Linked DNA regions of Homo sapiens: region 1 is linked to region 2. A link is an interaction called in ENCODE POLR2A ChIA-PET data of the cell type or tissue named here. Cell type or tissue: CD4-positive, alpha-beta T cell. All regions are shown on one strand. Each heading gives the region's core, and the rest is flanking DNA. Links, peaks and the distances in the headings are about the cores only. Region 1 overlaps TGFB1 (transforming growth factor beta 1). Region 2 has its middle 14 kb from the start of LINC01480.

Evidence for each region. ChIA-PET counts read pairs that join two places held together with the same protein. Peaks named below come from ENCODE experiments on the same cell type or tissue, not always from the same donor. Only the 100,000 strongest peaks of a DNase experiment are listed, where the experiment ranks them.
Region 1: POLR2A ChIA-PET joins it to region 2 with 5 read pairs; 4 of 35 experiments call an interaction of 5 or more read pairs at or near these places.

What each region holds. Positions count from the first base shown.
Region 1 is chr19:41,345,918-41,351,265 of GRCh38, reverse strand. It overlaps TGFB1 (transforming growth factor beta 1), which reads left to right. Exons shown (of 7, transcript NM_000660.7): 2 at 2,811-2,971. Among named protein-coding and RNA genes, the nearest start is that of TGFB1, 5.3 kb to the left of the region's middle. RefSeq lists an enhancer at 116-215. In CD4-positive, alpha-beta T cell, for the core only: no CTCF peak of the experiment used is centred there; DNase peaks (open chromatin) are centred at 455, 1,181, 2,215 and 2,921; H3K4me3 peaks cover 2,356 bases; H3K27ac peaks cover 2,042 bases.
Region 2 is chr19:41,546,587-41,551,961 of GRCh38, reverse strand. It overlaps a transcript of CEACAM21 not described here. Among named protein-coding and RNA genes, the nearest start is that of LINC01480, 14 kb to the right of the region's middle. In CD4-positive, alpha-beta T cell, for the core only: no CTCF peak of the experiment used is centred there; a DNase peak (open chromatin) is centred at 2,481; H3K4me3 peaks cover 3,286 bases; H3K27ac peaks cover 3,139 bases.

The DNA.
Region 1 (5,348 bases), core at 1-5,000, 200 kb after region 2:
TTCTGCGCCAGTTTACAGCTCCAGCCCAATGACGCGCACTCCGCACCCAAGTCTCAGCCTTACCTTATCTTCCGTGGCTTCACCTTCGTTGTAGAGGTTCCTTTAACACTGACACCTCCAATCCTCTTCTCCCCAACAAATGCACATGTGTCTCGTCTCGCACGTGTCTCCCCATCTGCCTCTTTCTTTTCGTCTCCGTTAGTCTTTCTGTCCACGCATGGGTCTCCTGGTTTTTGTCTCTCCGACTATTTTCTCTCCCTTTCTATTTTTCTCCTCCACGGTCCTGTTGCCTCGTCTCCGTCTCTGACATCTCCCCGCCTCTCCCTCTCTGCATCACCCTCCAACCCTTCCTCTCCCTCCTCTCTGTCTTCCTCCCTATCTGTCTTCCCCAGCCAAGGCTCTGCCTTTCCTTTGGGGTTTGCTGAGTAACCTCCGGGCCAAGAATAGGGCTTACTGGGGCTGGGTGGGGAGGGAGACTGGGGAGGAGGAGGAGGATCGAAGGGGGCCGTAGGGGAGGGGTTTCCTCTGCCTTTCTCACCAGTCTCTTTTCACACCCCCACTATGGGAGGCTGGAAGCAGTTGCCCCAGTTGATCCAGCAGTTCATGGCCTGTTCCCTCATCCCCATCCCCAAACTTTTCCTAAACTAGAAAATACCTTGGCTGGGCGCGGTGGCTCACGCCTGTAATCCCAGCACTTTGGGAGGCCAAGGTGGGTGGACCACCTGAGGTCAGGAGTTGGAGACCAGCCTGGCCAACATGGTGAAACCCGGTCTCTACTAAAAATACAAAAATTAGCTGGGCGGGGTGGCGGGCGGCGCCTGTAATCCCAGCTACTTGGGAGGCTGAGGCAGGAGAATCGCTTGAACCTGGGAGGCAGAGGTTGCTATGAGCCAAGATCGCGCCACTGCACTCCAGCCTGGGCGACAGAAACTCCATCTCAAAAAAAAAAAAAAAAAAAGAAAAGAAAACACCTTAATTCCTTTTCTCCCCACTACAGCCATTCCTACCCAGAATGAACTTCACTTTCCCTAACCAGCTGGGGAAGGGAGTTAAGGGTGGAAAACTAATAATAAAAATAAGTAGAAGAATCACTTAGGGGTTAAGAGCACAGTCTCTAGCTGGGTGGGTGTGGTGGCTCATGCCTGTGATCTCAACATATTGGGAGGCTGAGGCGTGAGGATCCCTTGAGCCCAGGAGTTCCAGCCTGCCGTGAGCCATGGTTGTGCTACTGCACTTCCGTCTGGGGGACAGAGTGAGACCCTGTCTCTTGGGGGAAGAAAAAAAAAAAGCACAGTCTCTGGAATGAGACAGCTTGAGTTTGAATCCCAGTCTGCAGCTATGTGACCTTGGGGCAAATTACTTAATCTCGGTGCCTCAGTTTCTCATCTATTAAACGGGTATAATAATAGTATAAGGTTGTGAGGTTTAAATGTCTTCATCTTTGTAAAGTGCTTTAGATAGCATCTGGTAAATAGCGCTGTTTTGTGGTTTTTTGTTGTTGTTGTTTTTGAGACAGAGTCTTACTCTGTCACCCAGGCTGGAGTGCAGTGGCGCAATCTCGGCACACTATAACCTCTGCCTCTCAGGTTCAAGCGATTCTCATGCCTCAACCTCCCAAGTAGCTGGGATTAGAGCCGTCCGGCACCATGCCTGGCCAATTTTTGTATTTTTAGTAGAAACGGGGTTTCACCATGTTGGCCAGGCTGGTCTCGAACTCCCGACCTCAAGTAATCAATCCACCTCGGCCTCCCAAAGTGCTGGGATTACAGGCGTGAGCCACTGCGCCCAGCCAGCACTCTTAGACGTATACATGATTGAGTGACCAGTGTATGCAGAATTGGTGCCACATGGCTTGACCTGGGTCATCTAATTTCCCACTATAATACTGGAATGGGTTCTAGAGTCACTCTGTCTTGTCTTACACCTGGCTCAGAGAGAGGAATTCACTTGCCCAAGGTTACACAGCGCTTAAATTAGGAGAGTCTGTGTGGGAATGCAGGGAGCTTAATGTTATTGCTGTTTTTCAAAGAATAACAGGAAACTGACATTCAGAAAGAGGGTGTTAACTGCCCATGGTCACACAGCCAAGAGGCAGCAGAGGCACTATCTGAGTCCAAAGCCTGTGCCTTTGATCCTTACTCTGCATTTTAGGGGCTCTTGCATTTGGGGCAAGGAAGGCCAGAGCAAACAGAGTGGTTCCCCTTGGTGCCAGCCTTAGTCGACTTGAGAGATGATGCTACATGAGAGAGGAATGTGGTTAGGACCTATTTTACAGAGGAGGAAACAAACCTAGGGGGAGAAACCACTTCCTCAAGGTCACACAGCTAAAAAGTATCACAGTCAGGGCTGGGCGTGGTGGCTCACACCTGTAATCCCAGCACTTTGGGAGGCCGAGGCGGGTGGATCACGAGGTCAGGAGATCGAGACCATCCTGGCCAACATGGTGAAACCCCATCTCTACTAAAAATACAAAAATTAGCTGGGCATGGTGGCATGAGCCTTTAGTCCCAGCTGCTCGGGAGGCTGAGGCAGGAGAATTGCTTGAACCCTGGAGGCGGAGGTTGCAGTGAGCAGAGATTGCGCCACTGCACTCCAAGCCTGGGTGACAGAGCGAGTCTCCGTCTCAAAAAAAAAAAAAAATTCATTTAAATAAATAAATAAATAAATAAATAAATAAATAAATAAATAAAAGGTATCAGAGACTGACTCCACCCCAGAGCTGTCAGCTCCAAAACTCCTAGAGTTGGGAGCACCAGCTCCCCTCACCTCTGCCAAACCCCTGATCGCCTCCCTTCATTTCTCCCTGCTAGAAATCTATGACAAGTTCAAGCAGAGTACACACAGCATATATATGTTCTTCAACACATCAGAGCTCCGAGAAGCGGTACCTGAACCCGTGTTGCTCTCCCGGGCAGAGCTGCGTCTGCTGAGGCTCAAGTTAAAAGTGGAGCAGCACGTGGAGCTGTACCAGGTGAGGACATGAGCCAGAAGGAAGGTCAGGGCATGGGCTGGAGAGGGTGAGCTGTGACCAAGGGGGTGGCTGTGGGTCGGCTGGTTACAAGGTCCACCTAGATGGTCCCTGAAGGATAGAAGAACACAAACCATACAATCCTAGAACGCTTTTTTTTTTTTTTTGAGACAGTGTCTCACTCTGTTGCCAAGCTGGAGTGCAGTGGTATGACCTCAGCTCACTGCAATCTCCGCCTCCTGGGTTCCAGTGATTCTCCTGCCTCAGCCTCCCAAGTAGCTGGGATTACAGGTGTGCGCCACCACGCCCAGCTAATTTTTGTATTTTTGGTAGAGATGGGGTTTTACCATGTTGGCCAGGATGGTCTCGATCTCCTGACCTCGTGATCCACCTGCCTCGGTCTCCCAAAGTGCTCAGATTACAGGCGTGAGCCACTGCGCCTGGCCTCTTTTTTTTTTTTTTTTTTTTTTGAGATGGAGTCTTGCTCTGTCGCCCAGGCTGGAGTACAATGGGGTGATCTCGGCTCACTGCAACCTCCGCCTCCTGGGTTCAAGTGATTCTCCTGCCTCAGCCACCCGAGTAGCTGGGATTACAGGCATGTGCCAACACGCTGGGCTAATTTTTGTATTTTTAGTAGAGACAGAGTTTTATCATGTTGGCCAGGCTTGTCTCAAACTCCTGCCCTCAAGTGATTCTCCTACCTGAGCCTCCCAGAGTGCTGGGATTACAGGTGTGAGCCACTGCACCCGGAACCTAGAGCACTTTTAAATGTTCAGACTCTTTGCATCCTAGGATGTTAAACACTTAGAAGGCTGGAATCTTAGGAGTTGGACTCTTTAAGGACACAGGATTCTTGAAAGTTGGAATCTCTGAAAAGGTTGGGGGCTCTAGAATCATTCTGTCCAATATGACAGCCACTAGTCACATTTAGCTTGATTAAAATTTAAATTGTTTAAAATTAAATTAAAAATTTAGGGCCAGGCATAGTGGCTCACACCTCTAATCCCAGAACTTTGGGAAGCCGAGGCAGGCAGATTGCTTGAGCCCAGGAGTCCGAGACCAGTCTGGGCAACATGTTGAAACTTCGTCTCTACAAAAAATACTAAAATTAGCCTGTTATGGTGATGCGTGCCTCTAGTCCCAGCTACTCAGTAGTCTGAGGTGGGAGGATTGATTGAGCCCAGGAGGTCGAGGCTGTAGTGAACTGTGATTGCACCACTGCATTCCAGCCTGGGTGATGGAGCGAGACCGTCTCAAAAATATATATATATAGGCCAGGCGTGGTGGCTCATGCCTGCAATCCCAGCACTTTGGGAGGCCAGGGTGGGTGGATCACTTGAGGTCAGGAGTTCAAGACCAGCCTGGCCAACATGACGAAACTCCATCTCTACTAAAAATACAAAAATTAGCCAGGTGTGGTGGCAGGCACCTGTAATCCCAGCTACTTGGGAGGCTGAGGTGGGAGAATCGCTTGACCCCAGGAGGTGGAGACTGCAGTGAGCGGAGATCATACCACTGCACTCCAGCCTGGGCAACAGAGCGAGACTCTGTCTCAAAAAAATAAAAATGAAAAAGAAATCCTCATTCTCACTGGCCATATTTCTAGTACTCTATAGTCACATGTGGTTAGCAGCTACTATTTTGGATGTTGCAGATAAAGCACATTTCCAGAAAGTTCTTTAGGACAGCACTGCTCTAGAAGATAGGGAGCTTCCAAGAGGACTGGGGCATCTGGAAGGGCTGGAGGCTCTAGCAGTTTCTATGAGCTAGAATCCATATCAGAGGGAATGTTAACTCATAGGATGGTAGATTTCAGACTTTCACAGTGAGAGAACTTTGTCCTATGTTAGCTTGGCTTCTTGGAGTCTGGGGAATTCAGCTTTATTCTGCAGTCCCTGGAGTGGACTATCCAGCCCCAGAAAATTCTTCTTTTTTTTGTGTGTGTGTGTGATGGAGTTTTGCTCCTGTTGCCCAGGCTGGAGTGCAATGGCACCATCTTGGCTCACCACAACCTTTGCTTCCTGGGTTCAAGCGATTCTCCTGCCTCAGCCACCCGAGCAGCTGGGATTACAGGCATGCACCACCACACCTAGCTAATTTTGTATTTTTAGTAGAGACGGTGTTTCTCCATATTGGTCAGGCTGGTCTCGAACTTCTGACCTCTGGTGATCCACCCTCCTCGGCCTCCCAAAGTGCTGGGATTACAAGCGTGAGCGACTGTGCCTGGCCCAGAAAATTATTCTACACAGATGTTGGGTACCTGCAGCATCTAGGTGCGGCATGGCAGACTCTTGGGTTTATAGAACATTAGTCTTCTAAAGCTTCTCAGGCTCTAGAAGTGGAAATCTTGGGATATTATCAAACATTTGAATCACAAAAT
Region 2 (5,375 bases), core at 249-5,248:
CCGTGAGAAATAGCAGCCAGACCCTGAGTTTGGTCTGGGAACACACTGGCTGGGCTTCCTGCCTGGCGGTAGAGCTTCACTGTCCTCCTTCCCAGCCAAAATGTGGCCCTTGAAGGCTTCCTCCCCAACTGACCGGTTTTGGGTTCTAGGTACTCAGGGAACACCGTCTTCAAGGAGGCCATTTTCATACTGTTCCTGGTTTGATTTTTCTGAAATTAGGAAATGCCCCTTGAGGCATCCAGGATTGTCTTTATTTCCCCTGAAGCTTCCCCTCCTGAAGAAAAAAGTTCTCAAACACCCTCAGGACTCAAACCCCAAGTTCACCCTGTGAAACATTCCCATTTCCTAAACCCAGGCAGGCTCATGGCCCTCAGCCTCTCAGACCCCATGGAAACCTCCTCCCCCACTTCACGGGTTCTCTCCATATTGAGAGCCTCCCCTGCTCGGCACACAACCCAGAGACTCACCCCAACATGTGTAGCAAATCACCCTGGAAACAATCATGGCTGAACGTGGTAGCCCATGCCTGTAATCCCAGCACTTTGGGAGGCCCAGGAGGTGGATCACCTGAGGTCGGGAGTTCGAGACCAGCGAGGCCAACATGGTGAAACCTCGACTCTACTAAAAATACAAAGTTCACTGGGCATTGTGGTGTGTACCTGTAATCTCAACTACTCAGGAGGCTGAGGCAGGAGAATCACTTAAACCTGGGAGACAGAGATTGCAGCGAGCCAAGATCGCACCATTACACTCCAGCCTGGGCAAGAAGAGTGAAACTACATCTAAAAAAAAAAAAAAAAAGGAAAAGGAAAAGAAAAAAAAAATCATGAGGCAACATTGCATTTAACAATATTTTATTTATCAAAAGACACTTGTCTTTCTCAGGTAAGTGAAGGTCTAGAGATGAAACGAGTCCCGATGTAAATTGCCCCATGGGCATTGCTGAGATCACAAGATCATCACTGCAGCATGCAGCACAATAGTAAATTTCTCAGGATGGAAGTTCAACAATCCAAAAGGTAGTATTTTTTTTCATGATGCTCAGTCCATCATACGAAATAAAAATAAATTCCTTTTCATGATCATCCATTCAGTAGAAAAAATGATAGTAAATTTGTTCTCATGAAGATTTTTACCGTAACATATAGGATTTATCGTTATTATTATTATTCTTTGTTTTTTGTTTTTTTGAAGCGGAGTCTCACTCTGTTACCCAGTCTGGAGTGCAGTCGTGCGATCTGGGCACACTATTAACCTCCACCTCCAGGGTTCAAGCATTTCTCCTGCCTCAGCTTCCCGAGTAGCTGGGATTACAGGCATGCGCCACCACACCCGGCTAATTTTCGTATTTTTACTAGAGATGGGGTTTCACCGCATTGGTCGAGCTGGATTTGAGCTCCGGACCTCGGGTCATCCGCCCATCTCAGCCTCCCAAAGTGCTGGGATTACAGGCGTGAGCCACCGCGCCCGGCCTCAATTTATCATTATTCACGCATCCACAAACTGGGTTCTTATATTTTGTACGTGATTTTTTCCATTGAGGAGAGATATCTGTGCATATTCATGCTGCTCATATTTCATCCACAAACTCGGTTCATATTTCATCCACAAACATAATTTTTTCCGTTGAGAAGAGATACTTGTACATATTTATGCTGTTCAAATTCACATTTCATCATTCTTTTACAAGAAATAGATAATGTATTTTAAGGTTTTCCAGTGGTATTACAGATATTTTACTGGGTGTATAGATAGAAATTAAACCAAACTTCTTTGTTCTGGCCGCCAGTCATGCATCCTGTTTTCAACATAGTTCACATACAACTGGTTGTGTAAAAATGAAATTATTTTGTTTAGTACAATCATCAACAGTTGGTTGATTAGATTTTTAATTATCAAGTTAATCATTGTCATTATGCTTCTCATCGCACTCGTCATTAATTGCTGTGGGAGGAAATTTGTTATGTTCCCTATGAGAGGGTGTATCACAAATTCAAATAAGAATTCAACGACAATGGACTGTATAAAGGAAATAAGCAAGTCCATGGAAAACATATTTTTTTCCGGAAAGGATTAAAATATTTTTAAAAAGGAATTAAAAAAAAATTGGGCACGGTGGCAAATGCCTAGAGTCCCAGCTGCTCAGGAGATGGAGACAGAAGGATTGCTTGAGCCCAGGAATAAGTTGGAGGCTGTAGTGAACAGTGATTCCACCACTGTACTCCAGCCAGGGCAATAGAGGGAAACCCTCTTTCTAAAAAGACAAAAAGAAACAAAACAAAACAAAAAAACACCACATCAAAAAACCCAACAACAAAATGAAAAACCAAATAACAGCAATACAATTGGAGCTATTCGATCCAAAGAAGTAAATGAAACATAAAGCAAATAAAAGAGAAAAGCTAATACCTGTGTCCTGCAGGACTCAGTCCAAGTTCTGCTCTGACTCCCTCCTGGTGAGCCACCCCTTAAAAAGTCACTTGGGGCGGGGTTACTTTGACAGACAGTCTTCTGTCAAAGAGGGAGGCGGTAAATAGCACTTTTTTTTTTTTAATTTAACGCCTTTCCAACAAATTAGCGGCTATGTTGTCTAAGAGTGCAAATGTCAGAGGTGGGTACAGGCAGCAAGACCCTCCCCACAGGGGCAGCAGAAGGAGGAATGACTAAGGGAACAAGACTTTAGTGTGCTCAACTACACAGGACAGGAAACAGATGCTTTTTACAAAAGCTGGTGGACTTGAAGGCAGAATATTTTCAAGTTCCTGTAACTGCGAACTATGACCTGTAGCCTGTGAGAGTGACTTTCTGTGGCAAAGGAGCTTTTGTGAATGTGAGGAAGTTAATTATCTTAACAGTGGGAGGTTCTCCCGGCTTATCTAGCTAGACCCTCGTGAAATCCCAAGTGTCCTTAGGAAGGGGAAGCAGAGAGAGATTTGAGTCCAGAAGAGGAAGAAGGTGATGTGAGGCCCAGTAGGGGAACAAAGGGCGATGGCATGTAAACACTTAGCCCCCAGAAGTGGGAGAGGGCTGGGGTTCATCACACCAGAATCCCTAACAATCAGCCTTATTTTAATTACCCTTGAAATGGAAGGAGGCCTTAGAGAGCCAGAGGCTTGGAGGGGCACCCTCTGCTGCATACACAGATCCCAACTGCTGTGGGCTCCAAATAATTGCACCAGGGAAATCACAAATTATCAAAAATAAAGGATGTAAAGCTTTTAAAAAATATTAAAAGCCCAACAAATAAAAAAAGTTCTAAATCTATAAAATTGACCTCAGTCTGTATATTTAGATGAGTCATGTGTATATAGCGTTTCACTTCAAAATATATGATAAATCTCTCATTCATTGGCTTAAAAATAAACACTTCAATCAAGTCTTTATCAGAAAAATTGAAACGTTAACTCAATTGCCTTTTAGTTCATGTGACTTTACAAAACTTAAAACAATAAAGTCAGTTTTAAAAATTATTAGTAAAGTAAAAGAAAAATATCTTCACAATGTAGACATTTTGTCCACATGAGACATGTGAAATATTGCCATTACTAAATATTTGCAGGTCAAAAACTGTTTCCAAAACATTTTAAATAATCATCTGGCCTGTCTGTTTTAGAGCATTCAATTCTAGCTGAGGTCTGGGGACATGTGAAAGGAGCCACGGCCCGACTCCGTGCTGGGAAGAGTCAGACATTTTCCACAGCTCTGTCCTTTGCTGTGGGCTCTGCAACTCCTACCAATTAAAATTGCTTACGTTTTTGTTTTATTTTTACTAAAGAGGGGTTCCTAAAAGCTAACATTATACTGAGTATATGTAACTAAAACTACTAAGAAAACAATTTCACAATTATACAAATGTGCCAAGTAAATGAAAAAATAAACTGTATTTTAATAAAGGTTATAAAAAGAAAAACATATAGTGGTGTGAGGACTGTCTCAGGTCTTCACTGAGCAAGGGATCATGACATTCTATGGCGGACAGCTGACCTTGGCTTTCTGCTCCTCTTGATTATGTCTACTAAGTGACATACTTACTCTTTTTCCACCTGTCTTGCCTCTAAGGGTAACAGGTTTTATGAGATCCCTCCTAGTGCTTTGCAGGTCAGCCTCCCTTTGCTGCATTCCAATTTTACTGCCTATACCCTCCAGCTGGCTTTTGATGACAAAAGTCCTGGTCCCAGCCATTCTCAGATTCTGTCATCCCCGTGGGCACTATGGAGCTCAGCACTATGGGAGGTTCCCCAAAAATCTCGTTTTCTATGAGGAATGGCCACCACCTGCATCTCAGTGATGCTAGTGACCCCTTTCCTACTCCTGTGCTCACTGGTCCTCATGAAGATCCTGGTTGGTCTGTAGCCCCCTATTTTTCCTATTAAAGAGAAATTACAGTAAGACCAATTTGTGTGCAAAATCAATTTTAGGCTTATTACACTTGGCCTGATAATTTGCATAAAATGCAGCAAGAATTCATCGGCCATATAGGCTACTTTTGAGTTAATTTTCCTGGGTTTTTACCTAAAAATATACTATTTTGGTTAGAGTCTTGTGAAAATAACCAATGTGTTCAATTGTTTTATTTTAAAAGGCTCTTACTGAACACTATAAATATGTATAAGTTGAATATACAAACTATATTGTCATAAAATCACAACCCAAAATGTGGAGAACGCAGAGGGAAAGGTAAATTTGCTCGCAAAAACATACTTCACCCAAATAACTGGAAAAAAAAAAAGACTTTCATGACCCTTCTTTAACCAGAGCAGCAGCTTTCAAACAAGATGTTTGCCTTGGAAATGCCATTCACAAGCCAAACGGCCCTTGAGAGCTGTCTGTCAGGCACTGTAGAATCTAGCAGCTCCTCACAGAGTTAGAAATAGTTTCAGGAAAGAGATTCCCTGCTTTTAGTAACTGCACTTTATATTCCCAGATAGCGAGATTGTATGTAAACCATTTTTATCTTATTCTGGAACTCTTTTGGGTACTTTTTTTTTTTTTTTAAATGATGGAGTCTGGCTCTGTTGCTCAGGCTGGGGTGTAGTGGTGCGATTTCAGGGTATGAGAAAATGCAGCTGGACCTGGCTCTTTCCAGGAAGACCCTCACAGCCAAGGAGTCCAAAGCCTGGGGTTTTCATCTAATTCCAGTGTGACTGGGGTAGGAGCAGCTTTGGTGCTGGGTGTGTGTGTGTGTGTGTGTGTGTGTGTGTCTATGCCTGTGTCTGTTTAGGGTGTTAGGCTCGTGGTTGTCTAGATACAAATGTCCCAGGGCTCAGGAGCCCCAGGGTTATGTCAGGGGCACCAGATGAAGGTGTCAACAGAAGTTAGGGCACAAGGGACAAAGGTGAGAGCAAGGTTAGATTCATTTAGGTGCAAGAAATCAT